Linked DNA regions of Homo sapiens: region 2 is linked to region 1. A link is a loop called in an ENCODE intact Hi-C map of the cell type or tissue named here. Cell type or tissue: Caco-2. All regions are shown on one strand. Links, peaks and the distances in the headings refer to the core of each region. The heading gives the core; the rest is flanking DNA.

Evidence for each region. Peaks named below come from ENCODE experiments on the same cell type or tissue, not always from the same donor. Only the 100,000 strongest peaks of a DNase experiment are listed, where the experiment ranks them.
Region 2: a loop joins it to region 1, with 10 times the contacts of the local background. A loop is called at or near these places in 25 of 110 quality-filtered maps.

The regions. Positions count from the first base shown.
Region 1 is chr6:40,302,191-40,317,753 of GRCh38, reverse strand. No RefSeq gene overlaps it. Among named protein-coding and RNA genes, the nearest start is that of LINC00951, 46 kb to the left of the region's middle. RefSeq lists enhancers at 8,596-9,162, 9,163-9,730 and a silencer at 12,739-12,922. In Caco-2, for the core only: a CTCF peak has its summit at 8,865 (motif pointing right); a DNase peak (open chromatin) is centred at 8,893.
Region 2 is chr6:39,338,283-39,353,845 of GRCh38, reverse strand. It overlaps KIF6 (kinesin family member 6), which reads left to right. Exons shown (of 23, transcript NM_145027.6): 20 at 7,320-7,370; 21 at 8,057-8,146; 22 at 10,031-10,137. LOC107986594 (a long non-coding RNA gene) reads right to left here and starts at 2,595. Exons shown (of 4, transcript XR_001744111.2): 1 at 2,435-2,595; 2 at 1,898-1,955. LOC105375047 (a long non-coding RNA gene) reads right to left here. Exons shown (of 3, transcript XR_926774.3): 2 at 15,168-15,333; 3 at 11,145-11,207. It also overlaps the pseudogene ANKRD39P1. RefSeq lists enhancers at 8,506-9,007, 9,682-10,519, 10,502-10,551, 13,826-14,327. In Caco-2, for the core only: a CTCF peak has its summit at 5,829 (motif pointing left); a DNase peak (open chromatin) is centred at 5,835.

The sequences.
Region 1 (15,563 bases), core at 4,157-12,156:
CTCCCGAGTAGCTGGGATTACAGGCACACACCAGCACACTTGTTATTGTTTGAGACAGGGTCTCGCTCTGTGACCCAGGTTGGAGTGCAGTGGCATAGTCTCAGCTTACTGCAGCCTCAAGCTCCCAGAGTCAAGCAATTCTCTCATCTCAGCCTCCCGAGTAGCTGGAACTACATGCAAGCACCATCACACTCAGCTAATTTTTGTATTTTTAGTAGAGACAGGGTTTTGCCATGTTGGCCAGGCATGGTCTCGAACTCCTGACCTCAGGTGATCCACCCACCTCTGCCTCCCAAAATAGTGTGTTCTTTTTCCTTGCTGTGTGGTATTCCATGTATGAATATGCCACAAATTATTTATTCATTCTATCGTGGATAGATATTGACTTGTTTCCAGTCTGGGGCCATTAGGAATAAAGTTGGTGTGAACATTCTCATGCATGTTTTTCCATGGCCATAAGCCATCATTTCTTTAGAGTAAATACACAGCAGTGGAGTTGCTGACGCTCAGAAATGGTTTAACAGTGTGGTTAGATTATCTATAGAGCTGAGCTGATACGGAGTGGTCAGGAAGGCTTATTTCAAGTGCCCACTCCAACACTGTGTAACCTTGGGTAACTCACTTTCCCTTTCTGAGCCTTAGTATTCTTCACTAGTAAAATGGGTCTAAGAATCTATCTCTTGGCTGTGTGTGGTGGCTTGTGCCTGTAATAACAGCACTTTGGGAGGGCAAGTCAGGTGGATCACTTGAACCTAGGAGTTTGAGACCAGACTGGCAAACATGGCAAAACTCTGTCTGTACTAAAAATACAAAAGTTAGCTGGGTGTGATGGTGCTTGCATGTAGTTTCCAGCTACTTGGGAGGCTGAGGCGGGAGAATTGCTTGAGTCCAGGAGCTTGAGGCTGCAGTAAGCTGAGATTGTGCCACTGCACTCCAACCTGGGTCACAGAGCGAGACTCTGTGTCAAACAACAACAAAAAAGATTAATATCTCTCAGGTGATCAACAGGGGAGACAAGCCTTGTTGAGTGCCTTCGACAGTACCTGGCACACTTAAGAAAACGATAGTCCCTGTCTACTTTCCTTCTCCATTCATATTTCACTTGACCAAGCCCAGCCTCTCCTCAAGAAAAGGGTGGCTTAAAATCTATATCTGTGCTCATCACCCATAAGCTGGTGAGGCTCTGTAGGTGAGGAACCTCATGGTGAGGACCTTCAAAGCTGTCCCTGTGCTAGAACAATCAGCCCTCTGTGGTGGACGTGCATGGTTCATTCTGCCCAGAACAGTATTCCTCATCTTCCTAAATGCACGTGGTTCTGATGAGAGCTGCTAACCACTGGTGCCCCACCCCTGTTCCATACCCCAACTCCAGCCACAGTGATCAGCCCAGGATGGCTCACATGATGCAGGCCTGGCGAATTAGACCCTTTCCCTAGAATTTTCAAGCATGAGCTCAGAAGAGAGAGCCCTCTTCTGCCTGGCCAGAAAGTTTCCAGACGGATGTGTGTTCAGAACTGGTCATTGATCAGTTTCTCAACAACTCCGACCCGTCTACCTACAATGTGGAGAAAAATGGTGAGATGAGACTTCACACAGGGAAAAGCTGGGAAGTAGAGGAGAGAGAGGGAAAGAGGCAAAGCTTCTGACAGTTGTGTCTGTGGCTCCCGGTATTCTTTGCTGGCCTTCATCGTTATTTGGTTTCACGAGACAGTAAATCTCTCATTCTATTTAAGCTACCTTGAGTTAGATTTCTGTCAGCTGCTCCCATGACAGTTCTGACAAATATATCCTATACGGAGGGTTTAAACCAAAGCCCTCGCAGGTATTCTCCTCGCCTTTCTCAAGCTACAGGTGTAACAGCTCTCTGCTTATGAAGTAGAGGCCAGGGGTCACATATTAGGCACACAGCAGGTGTGCACCCAGCCCTGTTGTGGGCTCTGGGTGTATGGAAGGCAGGTGCATGGCCTGGGCACTGACCTTGAGCTTTGCTGCATCCGTGTACAATTTCTTATAACTGCTTTCTGATTTATGCTTCCTTCCTTGGCATGGTATTGATGAATGGAAGATTTGAAAGATTCTCTACAGCCATCTATTAACATGCCCTCAGGTAATTCAGGAAAGAAATGGTGTTCTGTTTTCAAGTGATTGAACTCCAGCCACATTTTATTTTCGGTAGCATGCCCAGATACCTAAGCAGCCACTCTGGCCTGAGCTTGGAAGTGGATGTGTTGGATGCAGGGAGATCAGCCCTGCTTGACTGCTGCCTTCCTAGGTGGTCCCTGAAAACTATAAAATTGTGTTACTAGCAGTTTTAATCCAGGGCAGGTGAGGAGCGCGAGAGGGAGTCAGACACATTGACTCTGACGCTAAGGCCCAAATAGGATTGAGGAAGGAGGGTTCTGTTCATTCCTGCTCTGGTCACCAAGGGACACCCTAATGGATGATTAGACCAGCTGCCTGGCATGGCTCCTGTGAGAGGGCTGCCCGGACACCAGCTGTTATGGATTACATCACTTGGCTCCAATTATTTGCTTCTCCTGGTACTCATGCCCTTTGCTGTGTAACTTTGCCACCATTATGTCACCTGGTGGGGTGATATACTCCATCTCTCGACTCTGGGTTTGCCATGTGACTGGCTTTGGCCAAGGAGATATTTGTGGGTAAAATACAACTGAGGCTTGAAAAGGTGCTTTCTTGAACCACTGACCTTGCCATGAGAATATGCCCAGTACAGCCTGTTGGTGGATGAGAGAACATGGAGCAGAGCCAAGTTTCTCAGTCCCGCTGGCCAAGGGTAGCTTGCAGCAGCCGATTGCTAGCCCACCTCCAGGCTCCAGGCATATGAGCAAACCTGGCTGGGATCAGAAGAACCATACAGCTAAGCCTCACCTAAATCACTGACCTACTGTGTAAATGTTCATGGTTTAAAGCCACTGAGTTTTGGGATGGTTTCTTAGATAGCATTATTGTGACAATAGATAGCAAATACAACAGCTCTAATGTAGAGATTGTCAAACCACACATTTGCAAACTAACCAGGTAGAAAAGAATGCTGAACTACTGAGAAAGCTGAGTTCATTATTTCCAGGAAACAGATTTTTGGAGAATTGCTTCTTAAGGCCTACAATAACTTAAGGTAGATGTTAAGCCATTTTCAGGTTGAGGAACATACTTACTTTAAGAAAAAAGATAAAATAAACTTGTAATTTGCTTATGGAGATAGCACTGAGAGTTACTAAATGGTTTAGAAAGAACTTTAGTTGTTAGTCATATGGAATATTTTTCTTGCCAACAGGTACAAACCCAGGCACAATTTTTCTTTTTTTATGAAAATTTTTTTGTTTCCTTTCATTTATTTACCTCCCTCTTTGAACACAGGTGCCCACTCTTTTAAGGCTGCTTGGGGTACCTCGCATAAAAAAGAAGGTAGTTAAGAAAACTAACTTAGGTTAAAATGTGGCAAACTTTTACACATTGGAACACTGGAACCAGAGTAGAATATAGAGCAAATGCTTCTTACAAAATCGTTTTGTTTTTTTCTTTTTTCTTTTCGATAAGGTCTAATTCTGTTGCCCAGGCTGGAATGCAATGGCACAATCATAGCTCTCTGCAGCCTAGAACTCCTGAGCTCAAGTGATCCTCCCACCCCAGCCTCCCAAGTAGCTAGGGCTACAGGCACATGCCATCATGCTTAGCTAGCTACTTTTTAAAATTTTTTGTAGAGATGGGGTCCTAAAATACTTGCAATAGTAAAGGAAAGGAAAAGTGGGCTTCAGGGGAACTGGAAAAAAATCTATGCTGGCCATGGTGGCATGTCCTTAAAGATTCATATTTAATCTAATAAACCCATGTGAAATTTGCCAGTGATTCTGCCTTGATGATGTCACCAGGAGCCTTGCAGAAGCAAACACAAATCTTTTCTGAGGAATATACTCTAAAGGCAGATCTCAAAGAATTTTCACAGATAAAATGCTGACAGGGCACAAGCTCACAGTTTAAAATCCCCAAACCCACAGGGAAACAAGCCACCATGAGTAAGAGTAACAAAAAATGTTTAAAAAATAGGAAGCATTGTAATAGTTTGTTACCCAGCATATTAGGGTTATTTAGAGAAACAAAACCAAAAGGATATATATAGATATACAAGAGGAGATTTATTATGAGAATTGACTGATGTGATTGTGGAGGCCAAGGAGCCCTACAAAGACGTCTGCAAGCTGGAGAACCAGGAAGGAGGTAATGTAATTTACTACAAGGCTGAAGAACTCAGGATGGGGTGGGATGGGGAGGACGGGTGTTAGTCCTTGAGTCTAAAGAAGCAGAACCAGGAGCTCCAATGTCCATGAGCAGAAGATGGATGTCTCAGCTCATGAAGCAGGGGTAGCCTGGGGGGAGTTTGCCTTTCCTCCACCTTTTTGTTCTATTTTGGGCCTTCAATGGATTAAATGATGCCCCTGCAAAATGGTGAGGGCAGATCTTCTTTACTCCGTCTATAGATTCAAGGGCTAATCTATTCTGGAAACACCCTCACAGACACAGAAAGAAAGAATGTTTACCCGCTATCTGGGCAGCCCTTAACCCAGTCAAGTTGATGCATAAATTTAACCATCACACCGAAAGTAGTATGAAAGTAGTATGTTTTATATGTTTTAAAATTAAAAGGGGACTCAAAGTGTGTCAGATCTATGAAAAACAATAAAAATGGACTGGATAATTTGCAAAAGAACTAACTATAAGTTTTATAACAAAAAATAATTGATGTAATACACTCAATGAAAAGGAGAAATAATAGCTTTCTTGGTGAAGCAAAAATATGTGAGCTGGAAGATAGCTTGGAATTGGCCCCACTGCCTAGGAAACTGGTCCCTGGAATTCAGAGTCAGTCTGGAGGCTGAGTGTTGCTGGGAGGATGGCTGGCAGCTGGGCCCAGGCCAGCAGCGCCTTGTGACATGCAGGGAGATGGGCAGATGGAAAAGCACCAGCCATTCTTCTTTCTGTATCAGCGAGGGGCAGGTATTGTGGGGACAGAGAAGTTGGGAGAGGTCTGGCCTGGCAGATAGAGCCCAGCAATAAAATAAGGGTATGTCAGAGAAGATGACCCAGAATCACACCAGCAGACACAGCTGGTGTTCTGCTTATCTACTGCTATGTGAGAAGCCACCCCAAATCATAGGGGCTTAAAACAACAATAATCATTTATTTTGTTCAGGAATCTGCAGTTTGGGCAGGAGTTGGTGGGGACAGCTTGCCTCTGCTTTACATAGCATTAGCTGAGTGACTCAACTTGGGGCTGGAAGATCACGTTCAAAGTGACTCACTTGACTGCCAAGTCATTGCTGGCTGTCAGCTTGGAACTTGATGGGCCCTCAGTTTATCTCCACATGGGTCTCTCCAAAGGCTAACTGGGCTTCCTCACAACATAGCGGCCAAGTTCCCAAAGAGAAAGGCAGGAGTGCATGACACTTGTATTAGCGTCAGAAGCTACATTTTGTCACTCTGGCTACATTTTCTGGGAAAGGCAGTCACAAAGATCTGTCCAGATTCAGAGAGGGAGTGTGAACGTTCTAAAGATCTTGCTGTACCATCTTTGGAAAACACAATTTGCTAAAGGTGATGCCAATCCAGGATCAAGTGATGGTTGGAGACCTAGATAAGTAGTCAATCAAGCTGTCATCCCTGAGCTGGGAATCAGTGGCAGAATTACAGTCCCTACTCAGGGGAGCTGACGAAGAGCAAGGCCAAGGCTGAAAGTCGGGTTTTTAGCAGATGGTATAACACAGTGGTCAAGACCAGAGACTCAGGGCCAGAGAGCCTGTGTTTGAATCCTGGCTTCACCAATTAATAGTTTATAATCTTGGGCAAGAAACTTAAAACTCTCTTTGCCTCAGTTACCCCATCTATTAAATGCGATAACAACCATACCTATCCTATAGAGTTATTGTAAGAATTTGGCAAGTTACTATAGGTAAAGAGCTCAGAACAATGCCTGGCTTGTGGCAAGGGCTGTGGGAGGGTAAACTAATATTGTTAATAGGCTCCTAATCCTTTCCTATGAAATAACCTAATAAGGGACCAAGTTGCCAAATGGTGTATCAGAGCTCAGAAGCGAGACAACCTTCCAGTCGTGGGAACTGGTACACACAGTCTAACCCCTCCAAAGCCTGCCTACCTCCCATCATCATGGATCCTGGCACCAACATTAGGGCAGGCGGAGCCCCTCCCTGGGGTGGGAGGGGGTCTGAAGAGAGAAAGGAGGTAGGGCCTGACCAGGAATCCTTGTTGAAATGAGGGCGGTGTCCTTGGAGCAGAGTGATTTGCCACACAGCTCTGGCCTGGAGGTCCTGCCAGGCTTAGAGGCAATACCAAGTCCAAACACTATAAAATTATCTGCGATGTTGTTTGAGCAGTAAAAGTGGTGAAGAGACCTGAGGCTACTTAGATACAGAACAACTGTTTTCTCCTTAATGAGCCACCATACACAGCGTTTAATTAAAACTGCAGGAGCATCCTGAGAACTTGGACCGAGGAGCGTGGAAGTTATGGTGGCAGTCATCGTGTGTCAGGGCTGGGGTGACTCCCTGAGACTGGACACAGTCACATCCTCCTCCCTGAACTCCTTTCATGTAGATCCCATGTCTACTACCATGTCTCCTGGTTCCCGGTGAACTGTCTTAATCCTTTTCCCTCTCGCCATCATTCAAGAGCACCCGGTGAATAGTCACACTCCACTAGCTTCAAATATTTACGGGCAACATAGAAAAATTACTTTAGTTTCCTGAGCCTCAGCTTCCCCATCTGGAAAGTGAGGATAAGGATTCCTTCTTCATGGAGCTGTTGCGGAGATCAAATAAGATACACGCAGGAGTGGCCTGACTTTCACCCACTTACACCCCTGGCATTCCTGACCAGAAGGATTGAAACCAATCTTGATGCACTGATCTTGATTCCTGACCAGAAGGATTGAAATCGATCTTGATCCGCTGATCTTGACTCCTGACCAGGAGGATTGAAACAAATCTTGATCCACTGATCTTGACTCCTGACCAGGAGGATTGAAACCAATCTGGATCCACTGATCTTGATTCCTGACCAGAAGGATTGAAACCAATCTTGATGCACTGATCTTGATTCCTGACCAGAAGGATTGAAATCGATCTTGATCCGCTGATCTTGACTCCTGACCAGGAGAATTGAAACAAATCTTGATCCACTGATCTTGATTCCTGACCAGGAGGATTGAAACCGATCTTGATCCACTGATCTTAATTCCTGACCAGGAGGATTGAAACCGATTTTGCATTTGTTATCCAAGCCATGTCCTGTGAGATGCTCCTTGGATAAGTGGTTCCAAATTCAGATAGGTTTGGGAAATGTTGTGCCCTGCATATACCCCTCCCCACTGGGGGCTGCCATGCACATGGTCATTTTAAAGAGTCTAAGAAGTCCTGATAGAAAAAATTCTGCTTTGCTGAACCCAGTGTTTTCTGAAATTTCTCACCATGGAAACTTTATTTTATGTGTATTTTTCTTTATTTGTTTCACCCATTAGCATCATTGGGACCATCTCTGGAAAACACAGGGGTGGCATAAATCACATGTGCAAAGTTGTGCCATCTCTCTGAACTCATTTCTCATCTAAAAATGAGGATAATCAATGCCCACCTTGCAGGGTGCCATGAAGATCAGAGGTAGTGAACACAAAACACCCAGCCCAGGGCCTGGCAATCAGTGGGAGGGCAACATGCATGGACACTGGGATGAGGCAGGGAGGACGCAGATGCAAGGAATGACACCATGGGATGCAGATGCTAAAGGCGAGGACCAAGGGCAGGGTCTTGACCACCAAGGGCAAGACCACCACAGGCCGGTGGGGGCCAAACCAGCAGATTTGAGACCTGGAGTCTGATATAGTTTGGATGTGTGTCCCCTCCAAATCTCATGTTGAAAAGTGATGGGACCTAGTGGGAGGTGTTTGGGTCATAGGGGAGGATCCATTATGAATGGCTTGGTGTCATCCTTGCAGTAATGAATGAGTTCCCACTTTATTAGTTCACTCCAAGAGCTGGTTGTCAAAAGGAGGCTGGCACCTCCTCCCCTCTGTCTTGCTCCCTCTCTCTCCATGTGACACACCTGCTCCTCCTTTGCCTTCTGCCATGAGTAAAAGCTTCCTGAGACCTCACCAGAAGCTGAGCAGATGCCTGTGCCATTCTTGTACAGCCTGCAGAACCATGAGCTAAATAAATCTCCTTTATTTATAAATTACCAAGCTTCAGGTGTTCCTTTAGTAATGCAAAACAGACTAACACAGGGTCCTTACATCTCCCAGACGAGCATGGGGATTGTTCCCAGTATTACAGGCAAACTCAGTCTGCGGGAGAGGGATCTGTGGCCTTGCCAGGAGCTGGGAGGACTGCTGGGCACAGGGAGAGATTGAGGAGTCATTTACCAACCCCTTCACTTCACAAATATTTATTGAACACTTGCTAACTGTGAGGTAATCCTAGCTACACAGGATACATCAGTGAAAAAAAACACAGCTCCTGCTTTCCTGGAGCTTACACGAACAACAAATAAGCAAACTAATAATATTTTAGATGATAAGTGCTACAAAAAATAAGGCAGGGTTAAGGAGAGTGGTGGTGCTATTTTACACAGGGTGGTCAGGGAAAAGCCCTTTTGAGGAGGTGATGTGAGCAGAAAGTGGCAAGAGGTAAGTGATTACACTCATGACCCATCATCATTATCATCACATCATCACCATTATCATCACATCATCACCATCACCATCATCATCAAACCTCCTCCATCATCCCTTGGAGTAAGTGCCTCTCAGGACAGGCTTTCCCAGGGTGTAGTTCCAACAATGACCACGAGGTGGAGGAGTGACTCTAACCCCGTCCAGGGGCTGGGCGTTGGTTGACTATCTCAAGCCCCCAGCCCTAGATCCTGTCAAGGTTGAGAGTCGTCTCAGGCCATCTGCAGCCATAGGAATCCCATGTAGTTGGGTTGCCAGCTTGACTGTGTGCGGGGGCTTTGGCTCTTTGCCACCAGTGAGGTGCGAGGAAGGGGAGGGAGAGCCACAAGGAACATCTGGAGAAGCCGAGCCAGGGAAGGGCACACAGCCCCCTGCACAGGGTCCAGGGGTCCTGGGGCTGCGGTGGGCGTGGCCACCAAGAGAGCGGCTCCAGGCCAGGCTTGTTCTGTCGGTGACTGAAGGGTCTTTAAGGCATTCTTCTGCCTTCAGCTACGGGAAGCAGGTGAGGAAGCAGAATTGGAGAAGGAGTGAGGGGGTTGAATAGCCAGGCTGGAGTGAGGAACAGCCTATCTTCGTGTGTTTTACGCCTTGCTGGCACTCCTATAAATTTGTCTTAATGTTGGGAGAGGGCAGCTGTGAGCCTGCTGCCTGCCCCCTCTGGAGAGAAGGGGACCCTCTCGGGCTGCCGCCCCTGTTATCCCCTGGAAGCTGGCTACAGGACCAGCGTCCAGGAGATAACAGCCCAGACCCCCTGTTTGGGGTCTTTTCTGAAAAGGGCCAAGCCTGGCTTGCTCTGCTTCGCAGCCTCATCTTGAAGATTGATTATCTTCCCTGGCTCCTTCCAGCAAGGCGGAATGGTGGGGTTTCTAATTTCGCTGGCGTTTTGCTCCTTGATATCATGTGAACAGATGCTGTAAGGTTTTCTCTGAAGACTCTTAGGTAGGGAGGGAGGGAGAGCCTCCTGGTGAGGTTCTTTGACTCTGTCCGGGAGGAGGAAATCCATTTCTCATTGCTCTGTGATTTCACACTAATCTGCGAATGCATGCACTGATGACTTAGGGTGTGGTTCTACCCCTGCCCCGACTTTCCTCTTCTGCAAATGGGGTGAATAATGCTTACCTTGTGGAGTCATCTGCATGACTCAGTAGCTTAGCACTTGTAACACAGCACCTGGGACCAAATCAGGGCTCTATAAATCGTAACTACTTTCATGTGTAGGAAGTGCAGGTCCTTCTTCATACGTCTATAATATTGTGTATTCCACAGAACAATCCCATTTGGTGCCTTTCTTTTTTCTTATTTTATTAATTTTTTTCACGTAAAATATCTGAAAACAATCTTCATCACAACAGAGCCAAGCACTGTATCAATACTGGAAGGAAAATAGGAATGTCTCACCCCCTCATAAACACACAGACACACACACACACACACACCCTAGAGTTAACTACTGGTATAAGTTTGGTATTTATCTTTCCAGACTTTTGTTTCACCAATACAGTTCTTGGGGCTGTAAAGCTTAGTTCCATGTCAGTGAGCATTAGGTGGAGATAACCCTCTGAAGAAGCTTATTGGGGAGTGTGTAGACACAACTCTTTCTCTTGGCACCACTTAGTTCCATATCAACCTCAATGTGTGAATTGCAAATGAGCTTTACTTTAAAAGGCCCTCAAAGTGGCTTGGCAACACTTTATAAAACATTGGTATTAATTCCTAGAAGGTCAAAGAGGCGTACGTGTGTGATTCTCTAACTCACTTTTCTACTGAATGACTGTGGCCTCCATTCCCAGTTCGGATTAGGGGATGTGGCTGCAGAGCCACTGAACATGATTTGCTTCCTGCCAAACAGAGAGGATGTGCTGGCTGCATGCAGGTGGAGTCAACCCCGAGTGCTGGGTTTTGAGCTCTGTGTGAGCAGGGAAGAAAGTGCCCTGTAAACTCTAGGGACTAGAGTCCTGGCCACAGAATCACAGAAGTGGGCCCTCCATCCCCTCTCCACTTGCCACCTTCACTTTCCTCAAGCCTCCCAGGGGCTGGAAGCACAGCACATGCTGAGCATGCCCTGTTGAGCGTCTGTAGGGCGTTCTTCACCAGGCTGCATGACTCATGTACACTCTCTCACACGTCTCTCATGTGCATCTCATGCCAGCTTGAGGAGGTGGGTACCATGATTAATATTCGCCTTTCATGGATGGAGAAACCGAGCTTGGAGAAGCAATGTGTTTACCCAGGAACTTACAGCTAAAATGCAGCAGTACTGGGACAGGAGCCTGCTTGGTTGAAATCCCAGTTTCAACAGTGGGACTTGTTCTTGTCCTCTGTTTTCTTTTACTTCTTCAGTTGATCCTTTTATTTTTTCATCCATAAGTAATATGTCAGTATATACTGATTATATGTAAAATAAAAATGCCACTCCTCTTCAACTCCCATTGGTCCAACCCTCTCTGCTTAAGTGACCACCATTATTTGTTGAGTGTATCCTTCCAGATCTTTTCTGTACACATAGAAATACACACAGAGTTGCTATTTTAAAAATATAAAAGGAATCACACTATACAAATACTTCTGCGACTTTTTTCTTAACAATGTGTTTCTTTCCAGATTCATATATCTGGACCTATTTCCTTTTTTAAATGGCTGCACAGTGTTCCATAGTATGCCCATACCATGATTTCACTAGAACCTTATTGATGTTTGATTTACTCAATGTAAACTAAAATAATAGTACCTGCCACATAGGATTATTGTTAAACAAGATGATGCATGGAAATTGCTTAGAATTAAGCCTGACATATAGTAAGTGCACATGCACACACATACATGCACACACATCATATACCTATTGGCTTTCATAATCTTTATCAACATCATCATCAATATTATTGATAGATGTTAATATTGTTCCCAGTTTTTTCCATTCTAAACAATGCTAGTGTGAAGATTTTTCTGCTGATATTTTGTATGTATGTGTGTTTGTCTATGAAATAGATTCCTGGAATGCTGGGGGACAGGAGGTTGAAGGGTGGGAGGAGAGAAGAGAGAGGTCAAGGTGTTCTTTTCCTGCTCCAGCCCCATGCCTCTGGTATTGGCATTGTTCTAAAACTACAGCTCCCATGGGGTGGCCCCTCTTTCAACTTCTACCTCTTTAGCCCCTTCTGCCTCTTTAGCCATAGGAGAGGTAACAGCTTCCTGCTGCTGCCAGCCTTGGGCACTTCATCATCCCTTGCCTATTCCTTTAACTCTGTGCATTTCTTTACAAGCTGATGCTTTATTTAATTGCCATCATTTGAACCATCAGGGTGTAAATTCTGTGTTCTGCCTGGGTCTTGGCTGAAACATTAGCCTTTTTATTTTTCTATAAATTGCCTGTTCATATTCTTCACTTATTTTCTATAGACTTGCCTTTATAATTATTTATAAAAACCCTACATTACAAATGTCAATATTTTGTTAAATATAGTATAAATGTTTTATCTGAGTCTTTATCTGCATGCAGCTTTATCTGCGTGCAGCTTCTCTTCTCTCAGCTTGACTTCAGCGTCTTTTCACTGTCCTTTGCTGGAGCCTCCACCTTGGCCCTTCCTCCAATGCTGGGTGCAGTTCCGAGACCCTCTATTCTTCCCTACCTGTACCTTCCTTTGATTCAATGATTTTAACAACCCCCTACCTGCTGCTGCTCCCCAAATTTATATCTCTAGCCCTGGCTTCTTCAGTGGTCTCCAGATTCCAATATAGAACCATCCACTTGCCATCATTGCTTGGATGTCCAATGACATCTCAGACTTAGCATGTCCCAAAGCAGAAATCTTGATTTCCCCACCCTAGACCTGTACTTCTCCTTGTCCTCCCAGTCTCTATATGGCATTGCCTTCCACCCATTGCTCAAGTCCCCCAAACTAGGAGTCATTCCACTTTTTCCTTGTCCTTCACATTTCACATCCAAATGAAAAATAAATCATGTTGGCTCCAATTCAAAAGATAACTCAAATCTGTTCTCATATCTACATCTCCACAGCCTCTGCCCCACTCCACACTGCCACCATTGCTTGTGTGACCGATTGTAGCAGCTTCCTAACTAGCTTCCTGCCTCTTCTCTTATGCATCCAGGATGAGGTTTGGTTTTACCATGAATTGTATCAGTCATTCTCCTGCTAAAATGCCCCAGTGACTACCCATCAAACTTAAAATGGTGCCTGTTTTATCAGAGTTCATGAGCCTCACTCCATGTCCAACCCCCTGTCCTTGGAGTCAGCCATTGGCCTTCACTCCATTCCCCGGCCATGCTGACCCATGACCCTGCTGCAGAGTATGGCACCTGCTGTCTCCTTCGTGCCTGAGATGTCGTGCCCTGGGTCATGCCATGGCTGCATCCTTCTTGTCACTCCGTCTTAGGCCAAAGCCTCCCTCATCAGTACAGTATTCCTGTTCACCTGATCTAGACGACATGTCTCTCATGCTTGCTACCATATCACACTCTTAGTTTCTTCAAAGTAATGATCACTACCAGAAATTACATTGTTCATTGTTGTGTGGGGAGGCTGAGGGCCTGGATTCTGGAGCCCAAGCACCTGGGTACAAATCTCAGCTTCGCTATTTGTGGCTATGGGACCTCCAGTGACCTATCTGGTCTGTCTGTGTCCTACTTTCCACATTTGTGAGATGGGGATGATGTCAATCAGGGGTCGGCACACAATGGCCCATGAGCCAAATCCAGCCCGATGCCTGTTTTGTTCTACCCTCAAGTTAAGAAAGGTTTTTACATTTTTAATTGGTTGGAAAATCAAAAGAAAAATACTTTGTGACACATGAAAATTAAATTTCATGGTGCCCATAAAGTTTTACTGGGGCACAGCCATGCCCGTTCATTTACGTTTTGTCTACAGCTGCTTTCACACTGCAATGGCGGAGGTGAGCAGTGGTGACAGAGATTATATGGCCCACAAAGCCTAAAATATGCACTATCTGGTTCTTTACAGAAAATGTTTGCTGACCTCTGATAGAAAAACCTGTCATCTACAGCTGATATAAGTGGATAAATCTATGTAGAGTTCTTAGAACAGTGCCTGATATATATGCATGTAGAGATATATAGATGGATAGAGATATATGTGCATATCAGCAACATGCACTGTTGTTACTTAATATCTGCCTCCCCTTTACCGCCCACCCGCTAGCACATTCTAGGATGATGGAAAGGCTCTCTATCTGTACGGTCCAGTGCACTAGCCACTTGTGCCTATCAAGCCCTCGAAATGTGATTAACGTGACCGAGGAACTGCATTTGTAATTATAGTTATTATAATTAATTTTAATTGAATTTAAAATGCCACATGTGGCTAGTGGCTATCATATTGGACAGGGCCCTGAGAACATCCATGCTTGGCATATGGTAAGAGCTCAATTAATGGCAGCTACACTCATTTCCTCCCTCTTCCCCTTCTCCCAGCCTCTGTTCTCCCTCTCCTCTCTCCTCTCATGGCCCTGGGCTTTTTCTTTCCTCTTTGCATCACTTTCTGTTTCGGGATCACCCCTCCTTTCCCTGCTTCTGTCCCCATCCCTACCCCACCCCCACCTAGCAGGCCCCTTACTCAGTGCCTTTTGACATCCACACCTCATCCTCAGCCGACTTAGCTGTCACTGTAAATCAGCCCCAATCATTCGCCATCTGGTCCCAGCCCTTAGCACAGAGCAGAGGGAGCCAGGTGGATTATGGCTGGAGGTGGGTGGGGTAACCAGGCCCCTGGGGTGGCAGCCAGAGATGCTCCATAATTTCCAAGGCTGGCATGGCACTCATGCTGCGCCTGATGCCAGTAGTTTGTGCCAGGCCTGAATGGACTGCCAGTCACAGAGAAGCCTGGGCCTGGAGGGTGGAGAGTGGCCCCAGGCCTGGCTGCAGGTGCTGCAAGTGGGCGGCAGATGGATGGTGTGGAGGCGGCAAGGAGAGGGCTGCTGGGTAGCGTCTCCCTCCCGGGAGCATGATGTTAGGGACTTAGGGCCTCATTACCATCACTGCGGCTGTGCAGCCTTCATCAGCTACAGGAGAGGCATTAGGGCAGCCTTCTTGAAGAGTGAAGTTCCCATCTAGCCACAGCCTGTGCTAGGCCACTTTGCAGCCACCAGCCCTCCCCTCACACAGAGCTCATTGGCAACAGGGTACCAATGCTGCCAAAATCCTTGGGGACAGGCCTGAGGCCATAGCAGGAAGGTGCCAGGTTAGACATGAGCGAGGGGAGACAAGGGTATAGAGCTCAGACAGGACATCTGAATAAATTGTGATAAATGAATGAATGAATGAGTACTAAGCCATCCCAATTTTTTTTTTTTTTTGAGAAAGCAATTATAACAACTAAGGAAACTCGCATTTCAGACTTAGCTTGGCCTCTCACAACTAGCTGTGAGTTGCTGGATGAGTGACAGTCCTTTATCTGGAAAATGAAGGGATTGGTTGTATTGGGGGTTCTTAACTGGAGACAGGAGGTGTTTAGAAATGTATGGGGGCACTTTTGTTTGTCATAGTGACTAGGAGGTATGATGGGCATTGAGTGGGTGGGACCAGGGATGCCAACATACTGCAAAGGGCTATTGTCCCACACAAGGAAATTCATTCCAACCAATGCTGATAGCACCCCATTGGGATGGTCCCTTCTAATTCCTCCAGCTGGGACAGTCCTTGTGTCTGTGGTAATCACTGTTGGAGCTCCACTCGCATGCCCCTGGTCTCACCATTGTAGCCACTCTCAGGTTAACTCTCCTTGGGCACTGCCTGCATGTCTGTGCCTGGGGCCTTTTTCTGGCAATTGAATCCTGT
Region 2 (15,563 bases), core at 2,421-10,420, 960 kb after region 1:
CCATCCTGAAGTCCATCTCTCCAGCATCTGCTGCATGCCGGACACCGCACTAGGGAAGGAGCCACTGGGTCCATCTGCCCAGGGCTACAGCACCGCCATCCCAGACCCAGTGCCCTCTCACTGCCTCACATTCTGGTTTTAGGACACATCTCCTATGTGAGCCCCTGAGCCCAGGGTCAATAACTGACATGATGTGTTTTGTTTGGCTAGCCTGGTGTTTTGGAAGACAATGCAGATTCATGAAAGAAAAAATTGATGTTGGACTTTATTTAAAATTAAAACACCACTCTGCAAAAGATATTTTTAAAAGAATTAAAAGACAAGCTACAGACTGGGAGAAAATATTTGCAAAACATATATCTGATAAAGGACTTGTATCTGAAGTATACAAAGAGCTCTAAAAATTCAACAATAAGAAAATAAACCACTCAGTTTAAAAGTGGGCAAAAGATCTGAACAGCCACTTCACCAAAGAAGAGATACAGATGGCAAATAAGTACATGACAAGGTACACAACATCCTGTGTCACACAGGGAAATACAAATTAGAACAACAATGAGATACCACTACATACATATTAGAATGGCTAAAATAAAACAAAAAATGACAATTCCAAATGCCAGTGAGGATGTTGAGCAATAGGAACTCTCGTTCATTGCTAGAGGGAATGCAAAATGGTTTTGCACTCCCACAGCCACTTTGGAAGACAGTTTGATGGATTCTTGCAAAGCTAAATATGATCTTACCATACAATCCAGCAATTGCATTTTAGTTATTTACCTAATTGAGGTGAAAACTTATGTCCACAAAAAAAAACAGAATATGATTGTTCATAGTAGCTTTTTGTATAATTATTTATAATTGCCCAAAACTGAAAGCCACCAAGATGTCCTCCAAAAAGTGAATGAATAAACAAACCGTGGAATATTATTCAGCTATCAAGTCTGGGTGCAGTGGCTCAGGCCTGTTATCCCAGCACTTTGGGAGGCCAAGGTGGGTGGATCACTTGAGGTCAGGAATTCAAGAGCAGCCTGGCCAACATGGTGAAACCCAACCTCTACTAAAAATACAAAAATTTGCCAAGGATATTGGCATGCACGTGTAATCCCAGCTACTTGGAAGGCTGAGGCAGGAGAATCGCTTGAACCGAGGAGGCAGAGGTTGCAGTGAGCCGAGATCAAGCCACTGCACTCCAGCCTGGGTGACAGAGCAAGACTCCATCTCAAAAAAAAAAAAAAAGAGCTATCAGGCCATGAAAAGTGATGAACCTGCAATGCATATTGCTTAGTGAAAGATGCTCATATGAAAAGACTATGTATTATATGATTCCAACTATATAACATTCTGGAACAGGCAAAATTATGGACACAGTGAAATAGTCAGTGGTTGTCATGGACTTGTAGGGAGGAAAGGATGAATAGATGGAGCACAGGGAATTTTGGGGGCAGTGAAACTATTCTGTATGATATTGTAATGTTGCATAGATGATGTCATGCATTTGTCAAAATCCATAGAGCTGTACAGCACAAAGAGTGAACCCCTGCATAAACCATGGACTTTAGTTCATAATAATGTATCTATATTCATTCACCAGTTATAACAAATTTATCACACTAATACAAAATGTTAATAATAAGGAAAACTGAAAGGTGGGGAAGAGGAGTATAAGGGAATTCTCTGTACTATCTGCTCAATTTTCTGTAAACTTAAAACTTCTCTAAATAATAGTCTATTGATTTTTAAAACTGCAGAAGCAGAATAACTAGGCAGCTGCACTATGCCATGGCAATGCAGGCAGCTTAGCATTTGTGCCCTGCACCTGGCCCACTCCATGCATTCACCTGGGCACCTGCCAACCTCTAGAGGCCAGTAAATTTGAATTCCAACCCCTGTATACCTGCACCTTCCACACACGGAGCCCTCTCGCTGAAACTCCAGGACTCCACACAGCACATCTGAAAAACACAACGAGGAGGATTCAGCTTCCTCAATCATTGCTCTGGCTCTGTGCTGAGCCCTTGTGTATCTGCCCCATGAGAATAAGCTCTCCTTTCAGCTGTGAGGCTCAGAACCCCTGGCTATTTCTGTACCCTCTTTTCTGATCTCTTGGGTAGCTTCTACTGGTAGCAATATCCTGCTCAGCGAGTAGAAAGCCCTGTCTCTCATTTTTCCTTTGGCTTCAAAGACATTGAAGTGTGTACATGTGCATGTGTGTGTGTGTGAGAGAGAGAGAGAGGGGCAGGTGTGTCAGCAAGGGGCCCGACAGATGCAAGGTAGAAATACACTATGCTTGCCCAGGGACAGTGGTTCATGCCTGTAATCCCAGTACTTTGGGAGGCTAAAGCCGGTGGATCGCTTGAGCCAGGAGTTCAACACCAGCCTGGGCAACAAGGTGAAACCCCGTCTCTACAACAAAATATGAAAATATCCTTACCTCCCCACAAATCCATAGCCGGGCGTGGTGGCACATGCCTGTAGTCGCAGCTACTCAGGAGGCTGAGATGGTAGGATCTTTTGAGCCCAGAAGGTCAAGGCTGTAGTGAGCCAAGATCTGCACCACTGCACTCTAGTCTGGGTGACAGAGCGAGACCCTGTCTGAAAAAGAGAAAAAAAAAAGAAAGAAAAGAAATACACTGTGCTTGCAAAAAAAAAAAAAAAAAAAAGTTTAATCCTAGTGTTCAGAACCTTGAATTTGAAAGGTGTGCATCAGATCACCCACAGGAGCTTTTCCAAAAATCCTGCTCCCAGAGTCCCCACCCCCACCCCAAGCCCCTTCGGTGACTGCTGGCAGAAGGGTCTTGGGGAAGATGGCTCTCAGCCAGCCCTAGAGCGCTGTTCAGCCCTGTCCCCTGTGGTTGCTGCCGGCGAGCTGGTTGGATGCTCTAATTCCTGGGCAGAGATCACTGAGTGTCCTGAACAGTGTTTGTTAAAACACCTCAACTTGAGTGGCTGGCTGCCCCATATTTCCTCCTCCAACAGTTGTTGGAGTGCCAGCATTCCTGGATGGGACGGTCACACTAGGCAGGTGAGAGGAAAAGTAACCCCGCCAGAGACTGGAAAGGAAGAGCTCTAGGGGCTCCACCTCTGACAAAGAAATCCTTGCCACTTGCTTTAGATGCTGGTAGTAACGGGCCTACAGAACTCTGCCACGGTAAGCCAGGTAGGGAACCCTGTCTCAGGCCATCATGGCGTCTCAGACATTCCCTGTGAACATCTCACGTGAAGGATTCGCTGTTGGCATTCCCACGTTCCCAAGGGAGACAGCACTGGCCTTCTCCTCTGACGGCAATAATATCTCGTAGCCTTTGTAGAGGGCCCTCCTGGGCCAGGTGCAAAATACATGAGCACTGTGCCTACTATCATGGTCCCCCACTTTACAGGTGAAAAAATTCAGGCTCAGAGAGATGAAGTAGCTTGCCCAGGGTCACCAGCTAATCAGTGGTGAACTCAAACCCAGGCCTGTCGGAGTCGTGCACTCCCCTCATTCCTCACAGCAGTTGTGTTTAGGATCAATGACTGCCTTTTAGGGACACATGTCCATAATGTTATCTAGTAGGTGTTGGCATTTACCAGCCCACATTTTGTAATATTTTGTACAAGGCGCTTTCTTTATGTGCTTCCCACCACCAGATCCTCCTGCCTGGGGTATCCGCTCTTCCAATGTGTCCACACCGTCTGATTTTCCCAAGAGGCCAGGATTTTTAAAGGGTAAAGCTGTGTTTCCTTAAAAGGCCAACCTTCTAAGGTGTGGAAACCCAGAATTCCCTGTGACTGGCCCTTGCCATTTCAGCTGAGAAACCCAGAGTTCAGCCTCCCCATTCTGTAAATGAGGACACTGAGGCCCCGAAAGGGAATGAGATGCTTTAACTCTGTAGTTAATAACACAAAGAGCCACAAATTAGGCCAGGGATGATGGCTCACACCTGTAATCCCAGCACTTTGGGAGGCCAAGGTGGGTGGATCACGAGGTCAGGAGTTCAAGACCAGCCTTGGCCAATATGGTGAACCCTCATCTCTACTAAAAAGACAAAAATAATTAGCCAGCCATGGTGGTGCGTGCCTGTAGTCCCAGCTACTCAGGAGGCGGAGGCAGAAGAATCGCTTGAACCCAGGAGGTAGAGGTTGCAGTGAGCTGAGATCACACCACAGCACTCTAGCCTGGAGACAGAGCAAGACCCTGTCTCAAAAAAAAAAAAAAAAAAAAAAAAAAAAAAGAGCCACAAATTAAACCTAGACCTTCACACTCCATGGCAAGTGCCTTTTCTTCCTTCCACCCACTGCTCCCCCTGCCCTCTGCCTGCCTCCTTCCCTCCTCCACTCGCCTCTTCTCCCATCCCTCCCTCCACTGTCAGCTCTGCCTATCTCTATTCCTGCCTTACATCCCCCTTCTCCTTTTCTTCCTCCTCTCTGCCTCATTCCCTTTGTCATACTCCCTTGCAGCCAGGGCTGCCTCTTTACTGCTTGTTTGTTGATCATGCCGCTGCCAGCCTTTATCCGCCGGCATCTCCGAGAGAGTCCATGGTGGAATAGGTCTAAGGAGTAGCCCCTGGGCAAGGCCTCCAGGGACTGTCTGCTGTGCCACCCATCAGAATAGTGCTCCTTCCACCTTGTCTTGGCCTTGGGCATTCCTGGAGATTCCTTAGGTATTCCAACTTAAGATGATTCCTGGATGTGCTTGCCTAGAGACCTTTAACCCTGCAGTCGAGAACCCTGGACTTCAAAGGTGTGTGTCACGTCATTATTGACCACCTCCAACAAGTCCCCTTTATTGAGATTTGAATCACATGAATCCCAGTCATGGCCCCTCCGACAGCACACCCTCGGGCAAGCCAGCTCCCCACTTTGGGATTCCCTTGCCTCATCTGTAAGATGTGCAAAGGTCCCTCCGACACGGTCACTCTGTGAGCAGATAAATGTTGCCCGGTCAGTGCCCGGTCAGAGCCGCCAGGGTGAGAGAGCGAGGGCCCAGCGGCTGTTGCTGCCCGAGCTCCAGAGCGGCTGCTCCTGAGAATTGCCGCAGGTGGGGAACTGGGGGTAGCGGGGCGCTGGTCTTCTGCTCATCAGGTTCTGAAAGAAACCTGATTCATCACTTCCCCAGGGATGCTCAGGTCCTGGAAGCTGATCCCACTAAACACTCTGATTGGCAACCCAGAAGGCCTAATTACTATTAATATGGCTTATTAATCCTTATTAAGGAAGATACTTCATTCTGATGGCTGGTATGTTCTCTCTCCAGAGGGGCGTCAACATGAGAAATTAATTCGGTGTCAAAGGCTGGTTGGGCAAAGGGAGAGGGCAGAGGTCATTTATGGCATCATCCCCAGAATTACAGAAACCAAGCTGTGGCATCCAGGAACAGGATGCTTGAGCAGCTTACAGGTTTGAGGAGTCATTTCCCTCGAGAGCCCCCAGCCTTCCATTGCACTGCCCTCCTGCATGAGGTGGGGCAGCTGGGCCTCCGCAAAGAGTACTAGATGCCCCTATTGGCCACGGTGTGATCGTGCCCTTCTACCCTGCCCCATCCATCTCTCCATCCTCTTCCACCCCCTCCCACCTTTCAATAGTTTGGCACCTGTGAACTCTCCCTGGAACCTGAGCCAAGGCTCCACTGGGAAGCCACTGAGTGAATGAGCCATTTTTGTGCCAGTGCCTTGGTCTTGCAAATTTGCTACAGCTTCCAAACTGACCTTGACCCGTTGTCATGAAAGCACTTGCAGGATGGAAAGCCCTTTCTCCTTCCCTTCTCCAGGCTGCACCAGGAACCACTCAGCAGGAGCCTTGAGAATTGGTTACTGTTCTCTGAAGAAAAGCGTGCAGAGCCTGCCACCTGGTGGCTACCTCTGGTCCTACATCGGTCCTCACTAGACCCAGCACAGGGATCTCTGCTTTCCCACCATGAAGGGCACCTCGTGGAAAGTCTCTCCACTGCTAGGAAATGGACATTGGTGGGTGAGGGGGGGCTTCCCCAGGCTCTGGTGTCTTTTCTTGCTTGTTTGACCACAGTCGTGACCTATGGAAGCAGCCTTGCCATTGGCTGAGATCGGAAGGCGGAAGGCCAGAGCCGGGGAAGGGGCCATACTCATGAGTGAGACACGCAGTTTGTCAGGTCTGTAGAGTACCTTGGACTGAAGATGCAGACTCCGCGGAGCCGGCTCACCTGTCTCTAACCCTAGCCTGCCTCTCAGCCCAAGTGTCCCCAGAGTGTAAAAGGAGGGTTGTACCCAGGTGACTTCTTAGGCCTCTTCCAGCTCTGAGGTTGTCTCCAGGCAGGAAGCGAGGAAGATCTCCTTACAGCACAACTTAGAGTAAGGACCTTGTAACCACAGGCATGTGGAATACACTGGCCTCCAACCAGCCGTGTCCACGCGCCTCTTCACCTCCCAAGAGGAGCTTCTGGGTTCCACTGCACTTGGCCAGGAATCCAAGGCAAGGCGCACATGTCAGCAGCCTAGGTGAGCAGGCACAGCTGCATCTAATGAGCTGTTGGATCTGACTCCTCTCTCAGCATGAAGCTAGGTCCCAGGGGCAGGCAGTGTGGTCAGGGGTAGGCCAGCGTGTGTTCCTAGAATGCCACAGAGTCAAGCCCAGTTAGAAGGCATTGTGGCTGAGAGCACAGGTTCTGAAGCCTCAAAGAATCCTGAGTAGTTCCCGATTCTGCCACTTACCAGCTGGATAACTTTAGAATTTCTTTAATCTGTCTAAGCCTCAGTTTTCTCATGTATAAAATGGAGACGATGACATCTACCTCTTAGGTCATTGAGAGGATTAAATGGCATGATATTTGCAGAGCACTTTCACGAAGCCTGGCGTGTCTATCAATGACAGTTGTGGCCATCGTTTGTTGTTCAGCTGCTACAGCCAACAGATGCATGCTCTAACAATGAAAATTACTGTGTAGGCCGGGCACAGTGGCTCACGCCTGTAATCCCAGCACTTTGGGAGGCCAAGGTGGGTGGATCACCTGAGGTCAGGAGTTCAAGACCAGCCTGGCCAATATGGTGAAACCCCATCTCTACTAAAAATACAAAAAATTAGCCAGGTGTTGTGATGCATGCTTGTAATCCCAGCTACTTGGATGGCTGAGGCAGAAGGATTGCTCAAACCCAGGAAGCGGAGGTTGCAGTGAGCCAAGATCATGCCACTGCACTCCAGCTTGGGCAACAAGAGTGAAACTCCATCTCAAAAAAAAAGAAAAAAAGAAAATTACTGTGTAAACCATCCAAGACAGGACTCTTGGCTCTTGTCTTAGTCTGCTCAGGCTGCTATAACAAAATACTATAGACTGAGTGGCTCAAACAACAAACGTTTATTTTTCACAGTTCTGGAGGCTGGGAAGTCCAAGATCAAGGCACTGGCAGATTCGATGTCTGGTGAGGACCCCCTTCCCGGTTCATAGACAGCTGTCTTCTCGACGCATCCTCACATGGTGGAAGGGGCAAGGGAGCTCTCCAATGTCTCTTTTATAAGGACTCTAATCCCATTCATGAGAGTTCTACCTTCATGACTTAATCACCACCCAAAGGCCCCACCTCTACTACCATTACATTGGAGATTAGGTTCAACACATGACTTTTCAGGGACACAAACCTCCAGTCCGTAGCACAGCAGATTTAGTTCCTGCTGAGGGCTTCCTTCCTCGCTTGCTGGCACCTCCTTCTTATTGTGTGCTCACATAGGAGAGAAAGAGAGAGAGAGAGAGAGAGAGAGAGAGAGGGAGAGGGAGGGAGAGGGAGAGGGAGGGGGGGAGGGAGAGGGGGGGGAGAGAGAGAGAGAGAGAGAGAGAGAGAGAGAGAGAGCACTGTAGTTTCTCATCCTCCTCTTATACCTATAAGGACACTAATCCCAGTGCAGGGGCCCTACCCTCAGGACCTCATCTAAATCTATTCACCTCCCAAAGGCCCCACTGCCCAATGCCATCACACTGGGAATTAGGGTGTCCACATAGGGATTTTGAGAGGACACATTCAGTCCATAACAGCTCCTAGATATAAACCCTGAATTTCCTTCTATAAATTTGCCCCCATTCCTTTTGCTTTTGTTTGTTTGTGTTTTGCAGTGATGTGAATGCCAGGAAAATCCTGCCCTCGCCTTGCCCCAGTCCACACAGCCAGAAACAGAGCAGCACCAGCACCCCACTGGAAGACAGGTCTGTGGTCTTCTCCTGTTATGCCTGTGACAGCCCCTGCAGTGGGCGGAGTGGGCCTCCATCTCCAGTCTACTCCCCGAAAAAGCCCCTCGTCCAGTAGCCACACAGACAGAACCCAGGTCTGGCCTCTGCCCTGGTCCCCTGGGAATTCCCTGGAATCTCTCACACAGGCCAACTCAAAGCGGGGAGGTTTTCTCCCACAGTCACCAGGGCCCTGTGTTGGGCAGAGTTGTTTCATATCTTCTTGTGAATAGACGTACCTGGGGGCCAGAAAGGGAAAGAGCCAGCCCAGGGCAGCCCCACCACAGAGCAGAGCAGGGAGCTGACAAGCCTGGCCTGAAGACCCAGCAGCATTTGCTTCCAGGCTTACCAGAGTTGATCAGCACCATGGGCATTTGTATCCTCCGGCTAGAATGGCTGCTCAGCCTCTTTCACCAGCACAGCCTCTGCCCTGCCTGCCTGGACTCTGCTTTAGTGCTTCCGGCTGGCCTGCAGCGGGAAAGCCAACACCCAAACTACCTGCGGGAATGGCCAGCCCCTTGTTACATACCGTCCTTACTGCCTTCTAAGGAAGTGGCTACCACCTCCTGCTGTGCAGAGGCACAGGGGTGAGGATGGACGGAAAGTTGGCAAGGCCAGGCAAGTGTACTGCTCTGAGTTTGCTGAAGGGGAATGCTATATGGAGAAGCTGGATGGAAAAGGGGATGGGGGAGGGCACACACAGCCCTCCCTTTCTAAGGAGATTCCCACACAACACTTCTACTTACAAATCTCATTGGCCAGCACCTGGTCACCCGGCCACACATCGCAGCAAAGGAGTCTGGGAAAGGTAGTTTTTTTAGTTGTGGCAACTTAGCTAAATATGATTCTGTTTTTAAGGAGAGACAGGAGAACAGTAATCTCTGCCTTGAGGTCAACTAGCTAAGCCACGTGGGGAATGAGGGTGCTCTGAGGACACAGCACTGAATGATATGACATCTAAGCTGGGCACAGAAGTTGATGGGCCCCAGGTTAAGGGGTGCTGGTTTGGGTAAATCAGGGATGGGAGGACAAGAGTGGTGGTGGTAAGAGGATAGAGAAGGCAGCGAGAGAAAGCACAGCCGCCATGTGACGGGTGGTGGGGAGGGCAGTCCAGGGAGAGGAAGCATCAGAGCAAAGGCCCTGAGGCTGGAAGTGGCTTGGTAAATGCAAGTCACTGAAAGAAAAGGGGGCAGCTGGAGCCCCTGACCCGGGGTCATATCATACACAGCCTGGTAGGTCATGGGACAGAGTTTAAGTTTTATTCCATGAGTGGTGAAAAGCCACTAAAGGGTCTGTATTAGTCTGTTTTCACACTTCTGATAAAGACATACCTGAGACTGGGTAATTTATAAAGAAAAAGAGATTTAATGGACTCACAGTTCATGTCACTGGGGAGGCCTCACAATCATGGTGAAAGGCACGTCTTACATGGTGGCAGCCAAGACAGAATGAAAGCCAAGTGAGAGGGGAAACCTCGTATGAAAACATCAGATCTCATGAGACTTATTCACTACCACGAGAACAGTATGGAGGAAACCGTCCCCATGATTCAGTTATCTCCCACCTGGTCCCTCCCACAACACGTGGAAATTATGGGAGCTACAGTTCAAGATGAGATTTGGGTGAGGACACAGCCAAACCATATCAGGGTCTATGGCAGGGAATGACTTGACCCAATTTGCATGACAAGAGGCTTAGTGTGGCTGCCACACAGAGAAGGTAGGAGGGAGTGAGAAGCAGGCCAGCCGTGTCATGTAGCTTTCTGAGTGAGATCAGTCACCTAAAATGGAAAAGCATTTTGGAAATATAAGTGGTGAGTCCAGTTGTAAAGTGTAGTAAAATGTGACACGTGGTTGCCTCCAGCATCCCCAAGAGGCCAGTGTCGTCCATCCCTCTCACCGGAGACAGCCAGACGGACTCGGACATCATCGCCTTCATCAAGGCCAGACAGAGCATTCTGCAGAAGCAATGTAAGTGCACCTCCCTCGGTGGCTCCTCCTGGGCAGCAGGTCACCAACACTTGTGGGGAGCACACAGTGAGGTGGGAGGGGAGTAGGGAGTTTCCTGCATATTCCTGAAGCCACAGGACTGGCCTGCCTGTCAGTCACATGTGCCCAGCCTCTGATTCCTTCTCGAGAAAGCCTCAAGGGGCAGCATCAGAAACACCAAGACAGGCCCAAGTGGGTGGGCGGCCCAGGTGCTCCTGTCCCTCTTGGCAGAGCTTGCTCTCTGTCTCTTCCAGATCTTCAGCTCCTTTGTTCTCTGTTCCCAAAGTCAGCTGTCTCCTCTGCTCAGGCTTCTACAAACAGGAAGGGGCTGAGTGATGTTTTGGTAACTCGTTGAACCCCTGGCTTAAAGTCTCACTCCCCTATCAGAGTGTGGTTCTTGCCAAAGAGCTGTGAGTGTAAACACTGCTTGAAGGCCCAGGCCCGAGGACACCATAACAATCACAGAGGAAGTAAGAGTGGCGTGTCAGACAACAGGAAGAGAAGAAGGCTCTTCTTGGTCTGCATCACTGCCCCCTCCACCCCCAGCCCCGTCCTCTTGGCAGCTGCCCATCTCCCATCTGCTGTGGCTGGGCCTTTTCTCTTTCTGCCTTCCATCCCCAACACACCCACAGGGCAAGCCCCAGGGCCCCTTACCCCAGGCCTGCATTTTGTCTTAGCCTCCTCCCCATAACCCAAAGGCTACTAGGCAGGCTTAACATTGCCTTCACATTGCCAGAAAGGCGCCCCCACCGTGATGGTATGGGCTGGCAGATTCGATGTATAATGACTGATGCCTGCCCTGTGGCGCCTGCACTCAGCTTCTCCACCAGCCGTGTGCAGTTTGGGCAGGAAGAGGTTTGTGCATGGATGGAGCGCCGCAACTGAGAGCCGGCCTTGGTCCTGTACTCGCCTTGCTTGGCCGCCAGCCTGCTTATTTACTATCCTCTCTTCACCACCAGGACCAGCAGCCTCAGCAACACTGTCAGGTCCTTTCTTAAGCCTGAGACAGCCCCACCTCTGCTGTGATCTTGTCTCATTCTCAGTTTCCTTGTCTAAAAATAAAAAAAAATAAAAAAAAATAAAAAAAAATAAAAAACTGGATTCAGTGATCTCCAAGTCCCCATCTATGCCCCAAATACTCTGATGATAGGTATCAGGCACTGAACAGCAATGAACAGCCAATCAGTCAGCAAACACTGTATATGTTGGGTGCCTTCTTATGCCAGGCACTACTACTAGTGCTGGTGCTACAGCAGAGAACAAGACAGAACCCAGCACGTGAGAAACTGACATTCTAGGGGGAGGAAGGAGACAGACAATGAACACGTCGACAAATACGTAAGATTGTTTGAGGGGATAATAAGTGCTATGAAATAGCTAAACTATGTAATGTTGTAGACAGTAACTGGGAAGACTGCTTTTAGCTGGGTAGGTTGGGGAGGCCTTGCTGGAGAAGATAACTTTAAACTGACAGCTGCATCATGAGAATGGAGCAGCTACGCCGCGTTCTGGGAATGCACAGTCCTAGCAGACAGAGCGGAAAGCGAGAAGCCTGAAGGGGAAGCTTTGCTTGGCCACAGGGTGGGAAGGAAGCTAGAGTGGCTGGAGGGCAGGGAGCAAGAGCACAAGGGCCAAGTCACACCAGCCTTATGCACAGGGGAAAGAGATTTGGATTTTATTCTGGATAGAGTGGAAGCCCACTGAATAATTTTAACCATGGAGTGATATGATGTGATTGATGCTTTAAAAAGCTCACTTTGTCTGTCACATGTAGTGTAGATTGTAGGGGCCAAGGGTAGACCAGTTACCAGGCTACCATGAAAGTGCCAGCAAGGGATGATTGTGGCTTGGACTCACCAGTAGACCAAATATGAGATGCAAGAGAAAGAGGAGAGTCAGGGCACCTCCTGGGCTTTTGATCTGAGCAGCGAAGAGAATGGCAGTGCCATTTACTGAAATGAGAAAGGCAGGGAGGCATGACCATCAGAGGCAAGGAGCTGGAGGGATGGAGAGTTCTGGCTGCCCTTTTTGAAGTTTCAGATGACATTTGATGTCCAAGAGGAGGTGTCGAGTAGACAGGTGAGCATCAGTGGAGCTCAGAGAGAAAGTCTAAGCTAGAAAAAGAAATATGCAAGTCATCATGTCTGGTTGGTGTCTGAAGCCACAGGACTGAGTACAATGTCCTCTGAAGACCAGAGATGGAGGTATTCAAATTGCTGAGAACAGCCCCCTGGGGTTCTCCAACAGTTGCGGAGAGAGAGGAAGCAGAGATGCTGAGAAGGCACTGCCAGGGTGCGAAAAGGAACAGCAGATAAGTGGGTATGGCCTCAGGCACAAGCTGGAGAAGCACAAGCTGGAGAAGCACAAGCTCCAAGGGGAGACGGGCCAGTAGAGTGTGGCAGGATGGAATGTGGACCACTGGCCATTTTGCATGTCAGGGTGATCATGGACAAGCACCATTTAGCCAGGGGACTGGGAGTGGCTGGGGAGAGGGTGGAAGGGAAAGAGGCTGAGGCAGTGAGCAGATACAACCCCTCCAGGGGGTTGAGCAGTGACAGGAGCAGAGAACTGGGCTGGAGCTAAAGGGAAGCAGGAGCCCAGAGGGATGCTTTAAGACATGCTCACGTGCTGAAACATGCATAGAGAGGGAAACTGATGCTGTGGTGGGAGAGGGGAGCAGAGCTGCAGGAAAAACTTCCTTGAGAAAGTAGAGGGGACAGTGTGTGGGGCACAAGTGGAGGAAGGCTTGGATACGCAGGATATCCTTTGAGCTGAGATATCCCTTCCCCTGTAACAAATCCATAGAAACCAACCATCATTCCTCCCCTCAAGAAGCCTACAAGCAAGCAATATCTTTAAGTTACATTCACTAAGCTTTTGTACATATAAGAGATGTGATCATCTAACTCTCTCCAAACAGAAGAGGCGGAAGTCCAGGTCCCTGTCAGAGTGGTGTCCTCCTGCTAACACTGTCCCCAGGCAGTGCAGAGAGCTGGATTGAAGGGCAGGCACTTTTATTAAAATATGTATGGCAAACTACCATTTATAAATGTTTTCATTTTTATTGTTTCATTTGATGCTCTTAACGCTCCTGTAAGGCATGCAGGGCCAAGATTATGATCCCCTGTGGACAGGTGAGGAAAGGAAACTGAGGCACACAGAGGTTGTATCACTTGCCCAAGGTTACACAGCTGATAAATGGCAGAGCCAGCATAACCCAGGTTTTCTGCTCTCTCCCCACTGGGCCACACTGTCTTGAAAAGCTGCAACTACCAAGATATGCCCACTCTGCTGTCAGGAGTTCTCTCGGCCTCAGGAACAGGAACCAGCATTGACGAGGGGAGTGACCGCAGCCTCTACCCACCCTGCAGCTGGGGAGCTTTGCTCTCCAAATAAACAGCAGCCTGGAAGTAATTCATCAAAGCAAACAAAACTTCCACAGCTCAATTTTTATTCCGAAAGGAAGAATATTCATTCTGGCTTTTCAGTGACCACGGGGCCACAAAGGAAGCCAAAGACAGGTTGACACGGGGTCCCTCTGCCACCAGGTCCCAAAGGGCCAGCAGGCGTGACCTCTCAGACATACAGCAGATGGTTCTGGTCCCACCATGTGGCACTTAATATGCAGCCCACTTATCAGGGCACCCAGGCAAACACACAGGCCGGGGCCCAGGCACCTTCTCAGCCAAAGCAAACACCTCCCTCTCCCTGCCTGGGCTCTCGAATCTTAATTTAGCTCACAGCGCTGCCTTGGTTACTTCAGGAGTGCTCATTAAGGGGAATTTGTGACTGTCAGCTCAGGAGCAGGAGCCCAGAGAGGGCAATTTAACATAAGCCTCGCCAGCTCTTAGGCTTCACCAAGGGCCAGGATGAATCTATTTGATTTAGGATTCATGGAACAGCATGGAATGTTTAAATCCCTGCCAGGGGCAGGCGTGGACAGGTATATAACACCCGTAAGGGGCATCAGTCATCCGTGGAGTCAACTCTGCTGTTTCCAACTGCCAAGGACAGTTTTTATGTCTGAGGAAATGAGGTTAACCCCTTTCTAGAGGGCCTTTTTGTTTTTAATCTTGCTTAATCCCTGAGTTTGGAAGTATTCCCATCTGGAAAGGAACCATGGTGCGACCCCCATAACCACAAGTCTGTCTTCTCCAAGAGGTGTTAGGAAGAGGTCCTGCCTCTCCCAGCCCTCCAGCCCCACTCAGAGAAACCCTCCAGCTCTCTTCTGTGTTCAGAAACCCTCCCAGGGAAAGAGAAAGAGCCCCGAGCTGGGAGGGAAAAGGCGGAAATTCCAAGGCCATCTCTGCTCTGCGTGACACTGGGCAGGTCACCTCCCCAAGCCTCCCTCTCACTGTCTGTCATGTACAGATTCCACCCTTGCCCAGGCTCTGATCCTTTCCCAGATAATCTCCATTAAAGTCCCTTATCAACTCCCAAGCACCAAGGAATTATTAACAGGGAAGTGGCCTCTGTGGTGAGAGCTGGCCCAACACCATGAGGTGTGATTTTGCTTTTTCTTAATGGTACATCTGTAGTGTGCCCTCCTTTCTGGGAGCCCACGGTAATCAAAACCCCAATACAGACAGAGCTTCATCACTTAACTGGGGCCCATAAAGTGAATGAGTTTGAAATGGTGCCTTTTGTGTTGAGGTCTGTGCATGTAAGGAGCTATGTCTTGGGGCAGAGCGTGCTCTCCCCCCTATTCTGTAGCATTTCTTCCCAGGCCCCACCCCACCCACCCCCTGTCATTACTGCATGCAAGTGTGTGAGGGGCTCAGAGACCATCCTGGGTGGGAGATGGCTCAGACTCCATGCTCCCTACCACCGGCAGCGTTCACAATCCTGGCCCAGGCTGCATTTCAACAGTGCAGCAGAAACATCAGAGCCCAGATCTCATCAGCAGCCACGTGCCCACGGGCCCCCAGCTCTTGCCCTGCCAGTCCTTGTACTAGAGAGACAAAAGCAGTGAGTTTCAGCCATGGCCATGCCTCAGAATCACCTGGACCCACCCCAGTGATCCTGACTGAATGGTTCTGGGCTGTGGTCTGGGCACCAGGATGTCTAGAGATTCTCCAGAGATTTCCGTTGTGTAGCAGAGCTGGGAACCACAAGTCCAGAGTGACAGGAACACATGACCATCATAGGCTCGGTGTACTTGTCTTCTTACTTCCCGTTCTAGAATTCAATTCAGACAGATCAGAATGTCTTAAAAATAAGGACCATATTTGTTTAATTAAACAGCAAGGCCTGCCAGAGGTCTTGCACACAGAATTAGAACTGAAAGACCAAGGGCTCACAGCCGTGAATTATTTCCAATCTCTTCCTCCGCACTAGCTGGCCATTCAATGTATCACCAAGAATTACCCTTTCTTCCACAGCAATATCAAGCCAACCAAGCTAACACT